Linked DNA regions of Homo sapiens: region 1 is linked to region 2. Evidence: chromatin loops called from intact Hi-C (ENCODE). Cell type or tissue: Caco-2. All regions are shown on one strand. Each heading gives the region's core, and the rest is flanking DNA. Links, peaks and the distances in the headings are about the cores only.

Evidence for each region. Hi-C counts contacts between places; a loop is a spot of excess contacts. Peaks named below come from ENCODE experiments on the same cell type or tissue, not always from the same donor. Only the 100,000 strongest peaks of a DNase experiment are listed, where the experiment ranks them.
Region 1: a loop joins it to region 2, with 6 times the contacts of the local background. A loop is called at or near these places in 1 of 110 quality-filtered maps.

What each region holds. Positions count from the first base shown.
Region 1 is chr10:91,588,795-91,593,810 of GRCh38, forward strand. The region is part of intron 1 of HECTD2-AS1 (HECTD2 antisense RNA 1); the gene reads right to left. Among named protein-coding and RNA genes, the nearest start is that of HECTD2-AS1, 20 kb to the right of the region's middle. RefSeq lists an enhancer at 1-3,172. In Caco-2, for the core only: no CTCF peak of the experiment used is centred there; a DNase peak (open chromatin) is centred at 2,737.
Region 2 is chr10:91,290,106-91,295,121 of GRCh38, forward strand. No RefSeq gene overlaps it. Among named protein-coding and RNA genes, the nearest start is that of PCGF5, 72 kb to the left of the region's middle. In Caco-2, for the core only: no CTCF peak of the experiment used is centred there; no DNase peak of the experiment used is centred there; H3K27me3 peaks cover 157 bases.

The DNA of each region.
Region 1 (5,016 bases), core at 1,416-3,915, 300 kb after region 2:
TCAGAATTGAGGAAGAATATCCTGGAGAAAGAGCTCATGGCAGAGGGCTCTGCGCAAGAGAATTGACACTAGGTTTCTTAAGCTTTCTGGGTCTGAGATCCCTTGTCTGCAAAATGAAGACTTTGAACCTCCATGGTCTTCAGGTTGCTTCACTTATCCATAAATTAATAACTATTGTGTTCCAGCTATATGCATGCCAGGCACTGGGATACCAGTGACCACGACAAGCAACGTCCTGCTCTCATGGTGTCTGCTTTGTAGTCACAAAGACAATAAGCAAAGAAATAACTTCAGACAGTAAGAAGTAGCATGAAAAAAAAATGATGATGAGATAGTGCCTTGGGTGGGGCAGGAGGAGTCACTTTCAATGGGATGGTTAGACAGGCCCTTAAGGAAGCAACAATGAGCCTGAGAATTCTAAGGGAAGAGGGCAGAGGAAACAGTTATAAAAGTTGTTGAGTTTTCATTAGGGAAACAATCTGGGTCTATGACAAAGGAGCCACTGAGCTGACCAAGATGAGAAAATGCTGTTTTTCCATAAGCTGTCATAACATAGACCCTCCAGGCCCTGGCAAGGGCAGGACCTGACTCCTCCTCTACAAACATTCGTAAGTGCCGACTGCATGCAAGGCTCAGCCTCCAAGTCTAATCACAGCCCAGAGCCAAGTGTCTGGAGGCAATGAGAGGAATGCGCTCTGACCTTTCAGAGTGGCAATGACAATGATAAATGAAGGGGCATTTGGATGCTCGCCCTTGACTATAAGAGGAAACAGGCAGACTGTGAACTGGGGCTCATGTTCTGAAGCTTAAGTTTCACCCATTATGCAGTTTCTAGGGTCACTTGTTGCCACAGAGTAGGGCAAGAATTTGAACTTAAGGACTGCCCTGGTGGACTTACAGACCCCTCAGCTGTCAGCATAGATCTCTGAGCTGAAAGCACATGGGCAACCTCAAAGCTTGCAATATCTTCTGCTGGGGGAGTGTGGGGGAGAAGGAAGGAGGGGGAAGTGAGGAGGTGAGAGGGACAGGGGACAGAGTAAGGAGTGGCCTGGTGGGCATGGGGTTGACTGAGGCAATATAAAAGGCTGTGCTGAAAGTCAAAACACTTGGGTCACAGTGCCAGCAGTACGCAGAGGAGTCAGGTAACCTGTCCAGCCATTACAATAGAACCAGGGCAGCACCTGCTAGGGCCAGGCATGGAGCGGGCTCCTCGCTCACAGTATCTCATTTAACCCTCAACACAACACTGGGGAAAGTACTATTATTATCCCTAATAGAGAGAGGGGGCTGCAAGAGATTTCACGCCTTGCCCAAGGTCACATAATGGCAGAGATGGAATTCTAACTTGGGTCAAGCCAATTTCAAGTTGTTAACTCATTGGTTATATGGGAAGGGTAATCACATGTGCTCTACCTGTCTCATGCATTTGTTGGGAGATCAAATGAGATGAGAAGGTGCTTTGTCAACATTAATGAGCTGTTCCAGGGTCTGCTGGTGCCAGCATGGTTCCTAGCAGTGCTGCTATCTGCATAGGTTCCTGCCCCCAACCAACTACACACCTATTTCCCACTCTCCCACTATCTCCTGAAATTCTGGCCCATGCTTCTCCCCTGGGGTGGTGGCACATTCCCCCATGGCCGCCCTTCCCCGGAGCAGCAGCAGCCCTATCCCCAGCCAAGTCTTGGCACTGGACCCGCAGGATGGGGAGGGCATGTGGAAAATCTGAGGAGATGTTTTTCTTCCTTGGGAAGGACGCCAAACTGCAGTTTGCTGGCGTTCTGTAAAGTATGCACCCAGAGAAGATTTAGTTTAGGAAGAAATGGGGGAAAGAATCCCTCACTATTTGCTTAGTGAGCTGGGTTGGCCAAGCCAGAGCCAAACCCCACATATTTGGGCTGACTCGCTATGTTTACAAAACAGGCCCATGTTCCAGGAGATGACTGGGGAGGCAGCAAAACAGTCAGGAAGGAGGGCTCTGTAGGCCTCTCTCTGGCCTCCTTTCCATCCCCCGTCTCCAGCCCACATCTGTGGCTTGCTTTCTTGGGCCTGGAAGGCTGGGGGTGGGTCAAGGGAAAGGTGGGCCACCATGACCTCTTTTGCATGGTGGCTTTCTCACTCCCTACCCCTTCAACTCCATGAAGCCCACTGTCAGAACTGACCAGAGGACACCACCTCCAGGGAGGCTTCCTAAGCCCTGAGGCTAGGTCTGGGCTCTTTCCCAAGGGCTTCCTCAGGCTCCTTCAGGGCAGAGACCCCTCCAGTTTTGCTCACTGCAGTATCCCCAGGATGGTACTTCAATGAATAAATAAATGACTAACAGCTCTGGCCTCCTATATCCCACGCTGGGGCTTTTCCCTAGTTCAGATCCAGAATTCCTTGGATCTGAACAGTGACATCCTGGGTGTTGGGTTGTGTTTGTTTTGTGTTGCATTGTTCTCCCTTGCTTTCCAGTCGTATCTCCTATGCTTCTCAGCCTTTCATTAAATGCTGCATCAACAATGAACTGCTTGCAATTTCTCACCTGTTTCTGCCTCATGCCTTTGCTCAACCTGACCCCTCTGCGCCCACCCCTCCCTGCCACTCCTAGTCAGCCTTGAAGATTCAGTCCCAACCTCTTTTCATCCGGAAGTCTCCCCTAACCCTCCCCACCCTACCCTCTCTGTCTCCCCCTTTGGTTAGAGGTCTCTTATCTCAGATCCCATAAAAACCTTGCCACGCTTATCACTGTTTACATAGCTGTCCCTGCTCCCAGACTCCAGGCTACTTGGGAGCAGGGAACGTGTCCTAATTGCATCTATCCCTTGCCCTTAGCACAGCGCCTGACATGCAGCAGCTGTTCAACACATGCTTGCTGAATTAATTCATTAACTAACATATGCAGAAGCTAATAATAGCATGCAATGTCATGGGGCCGAGTGTGCATGAGATCCCAGCAAATGCTGTGAGCAAAGAGGAAGAAGCCATTGCCGTGGGCCCGAGTGACTTGGGTTGGGGAAGAAATGGTGTGGAAAGAGAAACCGACGGGGCATACAGCGCAGAAGGCAGAATGGAGGCAGGATGGAGAACGGTCATCGGGTAGCAGGGTGAAATGAGAAAAAGGCCAGGCTTTTAAAAACATAAATCAATCACAGCCTACTCCTGCTTAAAACTCCAGTGGCTTCTCTCTGTGTTTTGGGAAAAATCCAAACATCTTGTCAAAGCCTGCGAGGCCCCTAGATCTAGCCCAGACCTCAAACTTTGGAAAAGAGGAAACTATGTCCCAGAATAACAGTTACAGGGATGCTATGATCATAGTGTTTTTATTTAAAACGCTGGTTTTTGTCTAAAAAATTTTAGCAAATCATGTGTAATATTTTTTCACCACAGATGTATTTGCCTTCGGTTTGAAATCCCAAGTACAATTTTCCAGAGCTTTTTTCTTATGTGAACCAAGTCCTGTGAGCCTTTTACATAACACAGTTGAAATTTTTGTTTTTTCCATCATGACCCATTTGAAAGTTGCCCTATTTAATGCCGTAGGAGCCTATTTCGGGTTTGTTTATCTTTTAAATTGCTACGGGACCTTAATGTTACAGCCTTCAAACAGGGTCTTCTGAGAACTAGGGAGAGACAAGTTATTTGTTTGATCCGTTGCTAGCTGCTGAGGCCTCTCTTCATGCCAGTCACTGAGCCAGGAGTGACACCGACATGTTCCTTCCCACAAAGAACTTATGATCTGAGAGGAGACGGCACACCCAGTATCAGGTGGTGATTTTCAAGGCAGGCACTGAACTGACCACTTTACATACCTTATCTCCTACTCTTCCAATAATCAGGGGGTTGGAAAATATTACCCTCATTTTATAAATAAGAAAACTGCAGCTGAGAGAGACCAGAGACTTACCCAAGGGTGGCATCAACTGAGTGGCAGGATGGGAACCTGAGCCCAGGTGTGCCTCCACCGCTGCACTTTGCCTTGGTCTAAAACAAAACCAGACTAGCCATACAAAGGAAGAGAAGCAATGGCTACAAACATTCTGAGTAGAAGCAGCTGTCCCACATTTCACCTAACCCACCCCTGCCCCCACGGAATGAGGTAATAGTTAACAGCTAACAGGTGTTGAAGATCTGTGCCTGCCTGGCCCTTTTGTCTAACTCTATTCCCTGTAATAACCTCCAAGGTAGGTAATGCAATTCCATTTTACAGTGGAGTCTCTGGAGATGCTCAGAGAGGCTAAAGAATTTGTGCTGGGTGACACAACTAGAGGCAGGGTCAATATTCAAATGCTGTCTTAAGGCAAAGCCTTATTCCCCTACTTCTCCCAGCTTAGATAAAGCAATGAGCATCAGACAACTTGGTTTATTATAGCTCCAGGAAGATTACTGAGAAAGGATGTCCAAAGTTGTGCTTAGCAGAGAAACACTAGTCCTGAAGCAGGAACTTATGGAAATACAGAGAAAAGACTTAGTTTCTAAAAAGGCCAGTAAGAACAGGCCCAGGACACTGGGAAGGAAGATCTCCTGCAGCATCACAGCAGAGCAGGGGAGTCTGCGGCTATCATCATCAATTCTAAAATAGCATGGCTCTCAACAGAGCCTGGGCGAAAGCCAGATTACCCCAAGGCCTAACTGATCAATAAACACGTTCTACAGTGAAAGGTATATAGTCAACTTTAGGAATCAAAAAAACAGCAAGAGCCACCAAGGACAATCAGAGATGAGAGCCCAGAGAAAGTGCCGACAGAAAGGTCGGAGAGGACAGGAATTGATACTGACAGAGCAGGACTTGTTCGACGCCCCAGGGCTTGGCACAGAGCAGGCAGGTGTTTATAGCACAGTGGAGTTCCTTCCTATTCCAAGCAAACTGTATGCACCTGGGGGAGTGGAGATGGAGACAGAGAGAAAAGAGAGGGAAGAAGAGAGACTTTAAAACGATGCTTTGACTCCACCAGACATTATACTCCATGAACGCATGCCCCTGAGTAAATATGAGAAGGGAGATGGGCCAGGTCCCCTGGGGATCTCTTAGTGAGAGCT
Region 2 (5,016 bases), core at 1,306-3,805:
GGCATTGAAGCTGAGACCCGAAAGATAAGCTGGAGCTAGCCAGGCAAAGGGCAGGGGGAAGAATATTCCTGAGAAAAAGTTATCATTGCGATGACTGCTCCAGCAGCCCAGCGACCTGCAGAAGGCCAGTGTGGCCAGAGTGGGAAGCAGGAGGAGGGCTGGGAGAGGACTCTGCAGAAAGAGGTAGGGCCGGGTCGCGGAGACACTTTCAGGCCATATTTAAAAGCTGGTATTTTATTCCGAGCACAGTAAGAGGATTTTTTAAACAGGGAACTGACATCATCTTATTTATATTTTTAAATGATCACGCTGGGAGCTTGGTGGAAAATAGACTGTCAGGGAGTAGGGGTAGGATAGAAATGGAAACAGATAAAAAGCCTAGTGCAGTAGTCCAGGTGAAAAGCGAACAATGCAAGGAGCCCAGGGCAGTGCCGTTGGTGCTTAAGATGAAAATAGATGCTGATGGAGACGAGTGGGGTCCTCTGTGCCTCAGCCCGGTGCACGGGACCTCAGTTCAATGTAACCTGAGTTTTTAGGTCATGGGTGAAGCTCTAGATGAGAGTGGAGAGAAGGAGAGAAAGGATTCTGAAAAGCCTTTTCCACTAGCCCTATCCAGGGGCTCCCCACAGAACCAGCTGCCCTGCCAAGCACCCCAGCTCAGCCCCTCACCCCTCCAGTGACGCCCAGCCCCAGCACCTGCCTTGCCATGCCTTCTTCAGTGCCACCCACTCTCCGCCCTCCCCAGAGGTGGTTCTTGCCTGCTCCCCTCCAGAGCCCTTTGCACTTCCTGCCCTGTCACCGGCACTGGAGTGGCATAGCCATGAATTCCAGTTTCGGTTCCACCACTGACCTTCTGCAGTATGGGTAAATCCCATAATCTCTCCCAAGTAGCCAATGTGCCACAAATGTAAACGCAACACTGAACTAACGGAACCCAAAAGACATAATTAAAACATTTGCTTGTTTTATCTGTGCCTCTCACAGACCCTCTCCACTGATAAAACTTCAGCAGTCCCTGGACGTTTTCTGCTGCCCTCCCTCTCCTCTCCTTCCTAGTTGTGGTACAAGGTTGGGGAGGAAGGTGAATGGAAAGCAGAGGAGGTTGTAAACCAGCTCCAGGCCATCTGGGCCTGCCTGATATTTAAAGCTCTCAGAAATCTTTCTTGGTTTTCTGGAGGGTCCTCTCCCTGACTCTCAGCTGCCACTCACCTTGCCAGGGGCCATGCCTCCATCTCAGTGGGCAGTTTCCCATAACCCTCACCTATTCCAGGGTTAGAGCCCACAGCCTCTTTCTACAGGGATGTGCTCTTCCCATAGGCCACCATCTTGGGCAGGATTCCTCTTAAGTGGCTCCTGACTGATATTCCAACTGCAAGTCCTCACACCATTCCCAAGAGTCAAGCAACACTGACCCATTCTCAAAGAAGAGTCTGTGTTTATCCACGCAGCAGCCATGCTCTCTCTCCCTTCTTCTGTCCCATGCCTCTGGCCGAGGGCACAGCCTCTAGTCTTCAGATCCCTCTGGGTCCGTTGACTCCGGGCAAGGCCTCCTTTAACTGCAGTCACACATGTCAAGCCTTCCTAAGGTGCTGCTGAAGCCCCACTCCCACTCGTTTGGGAGAAGGGAACAGCACCCTCCACCCCTCTGCCTGAAGGAACGGTGTTCACAGCACAGCTCACACCGCACAAAGCCTCTGCCTAAGATTTCTCTCCTTAGTTCCTGGACTATATCTTTGAAAGCTGGAAAGAGAGTCCCAGCCATCCAGGCAACCAGAGCCCCTGGACACTTTATTATCACTAGATCTGAGCAGACTCTCCCTCTGCATTTCTTCCACCTTCATGGCCAGAGGAACAGAGGTTGTCCAGGCTCCCAGGAAAACATGGCTCTCTCTATGGTTACCTCGTCCAGATGCAAGAGGACATACAGCCCTTCAAGCATAATCCAGCTCCTGATGGCAAAAGCAGATGAAGAGAGAGCCACCCATGCTCTGCTTTGCGGTGTCCAGTCCAGGGTCTTTCAGAACAGCCACCCCTGAGAGCCGAGGGCTGGCCTGTAGAGAGGGAGAGTGAAGCTCTGTCCGACGCACCATGGGCCAAATCTGCTGCTGATCTAAATGCAGAGGGCTCTGCCCCGACCACGGAGTCGGTGCCAGCTGTTCTGGGCTGGTCAGTACTGCCTACCGGCATCAAACGCCCTTCCTTTCTCAAGCTCCCCACATGGAAGCAGTTGGAGAGCACTTGCTGAAGGGGCAGGATGTGTTTGGGGAAGTTTTCCCCTTTGGGCTGACCCAGAAGTGAGATGGAAAGAGCCCGAGGACGGTGTCTGTGATTCTTCAAGATGTGCTCACTGAGGGGCGTCCGGGAGCTGCCACTGGAGTTCCCCTCCAAGGCGGCCCCATAGCTCCGGGTTGAATGGTGCAGTGATGGGGAGGTGAGAAAGGATCCAGGAGTCCAACCAAGGTGGGCTTTATTCATAGTTCAGCCACTCACTGGACTAGCCCTGTGACCATGGGTAGGTAGCTTCCCCTCTTCTTCACCCTGGACTTCCCTTCTCGTGACACTCATCTCAATTGCAACTGCTTGTGTAGAATCTGTCATCCCAGCCACAGTGCAAGCTCCCTGAGCACACAGACCAGGACTTGGTGTTCAACCCTATTGTCCCGGCTGGGCCTGGCCCATGGGAGGTCTCCAGAAAAAAGAAGGACCTGAGTGAATAATATGAGCAGTAACTCTCCTACACTATAAATTCAATGATGCTATTATTAATCCAGAAACAGTTTCAGTATCAACACCACCCCTAGACTGGGGCAAGAGAACATGCCATCCAATTGGGCCTCTCAGGCCACAGGAGGCTGTAGGGAGGGGAAGTGAAGGATTATGGTTTTTGCCCTGGGAAATGTAAAAGGGCTGCCATTTGGTTCAAGTCACATACCCCAAATCACCCCAAGTGGATGTCCAGGCGGACAGATCACTGTGCCTTCTACTTCACCTTTGCTTGGATGACAGTTTCAGGAAACCCTGGCTTCCTGGGCAGCTTGATAAGTCAGCCTCCATCCCAGGTCCAGTGGGTCCAGGTGGGTCCAGGTAACCTGGGAGCCTGGGCCACCTTCTGCCCCACCTGCCTTGAAATCACTCAAGTTCACAGGCAGCAGGAGTGCCCAGGGGAAGAACACCAGCGTCATTCTCTGGGGATCACACTGCAGGGCACTGGGTAAGAACAGAGGTTGGCTGTGGATGTGGCATTATATACAACTTTAAAATATTTAGGCACATGCTGTGTGGGCTTCATTTGTACACTTGCTTCAAGCCCTGCAAATTCAGGGGTGTATCTGCATGGTTGCTCAATGCTCAGGCTTAATTAGTCATGAGCTATCATTCCTTTGTGCTTTTAATCAATCTTTTTAAAGTTCCTACTATGTGCTGGATATTGTGCTAGGGTCAGGTTCTTTAAGGATCTCATTGTCCTCATCAGCTTCTCCAGTGAAGCTGACATTGTTCCACAAAGTCTCATGCTTAGTCATGAACTATAAGTTCCATCCAGACCCACCTGGCTTTCTTTCACCCCATCCTTGCCAATTTTATCCCCGTACTGAGGCTTGGATCAGGTCCCCTCCTACCTCCCTCTTAATCTACATAGCTAAGTAAATCCAAGCAGCCCTTCCTGTCTTAGCCTATACATCATTACCTAATAAGCAAACCTTTCCCAACTCAACTCAGGAGAACTTTCTTCAGAGAAAACTTTCCTGGCCTTCACAATTGGATCAAGCCTCCCATCAGAGGCTCTTGTAAATATCAGATATCTTCTTAGCATGTCACACTGGCAACTTTATGCTCCAGGATTGGATTGATAACTCTCTCCCACACTAGGCTGTTGAGTTTGATGGGCTCTACTGGATTCACGGCTGAATCTCTAGGGTTCAGCACAGTGTCTGACACATAGCAGGCACTCCAGGAATATTTACTGATTGAATTAAATAAATACAATGTAATGTATGGATAAATTCAATACATATTTCATGGCTTGAATTTGACCAACACTTATTGGGTTTCCATAAAACATACTATGAGTTAAGGCAAATAGTACCAAATGAGGACCATTGACATGTATTTTTGTGGAGCTTAAATGAAATAACTGTCCAGCTATGGAATTTATGGGGAATTCATGGGAGGCCGATGAAGAGATTGTATAATTACATTCTGTGGTCAGTTCTGCTCCCATCCTGCTCTGCTTGCACTCTTTACTAAGCACTGCTTTTCCTGATACTTTTTATGAGTCCTCATCTCTTCTTCTCTTTTTCCCTCCTATGTGTTTTTCAAATGCATTCATCATCAGCAAAATCAATCTAATATGCATGCCCTTTGACCCAGATCTTTCAGCTGAAGGATTCTATCTCCTAGAAATACTGCTATCATTACAAATGACATAATACAAAGAGTGTTCACAGCAGCAGTGTTTGTAATGACAAGGAAATGGAAACAAGATGCCTGCCAATAGAGGAATGGATTCATACATTCACACTATGACCTTGCAAAGAATGTGGTAGATCTATGTTCTGATGAGGAAAGCTGCATCTAATACCTGGCCAAGGAGGAAAAAGGCAAGTTGCCATGTAATATGTACATTGTGATCCCTCCCCCACAATCAACGTACATGTTTGCATACACGTGGTAGAAATTACACATTAAATTGCAACAATGGTTACCTTTCAGGAAGGACTTGGAGGGAGCTTGGGAAGGTCACTGTTACTTCTTGCTTTATACTCCTCTGTATTATCCAAATTTATGACAAAAATATGTTATATTTCTAGCTTAAAATCTTCAGTAATGTAAGTGATTAATTTGCTTGTTTATGATCTTTCTCTCCTCTCTAGGATGTAAACTCCATATAAGCAGAGACTTTGTCCACCTTTTCTCACCATCATCTCCACTGTACTTACAACATTGCCTGGAATACAGGAAGTGCTCAATGCATATTTTTTGAGTGACAGATCAATTTTTTAAAAAGAAAATTCCATT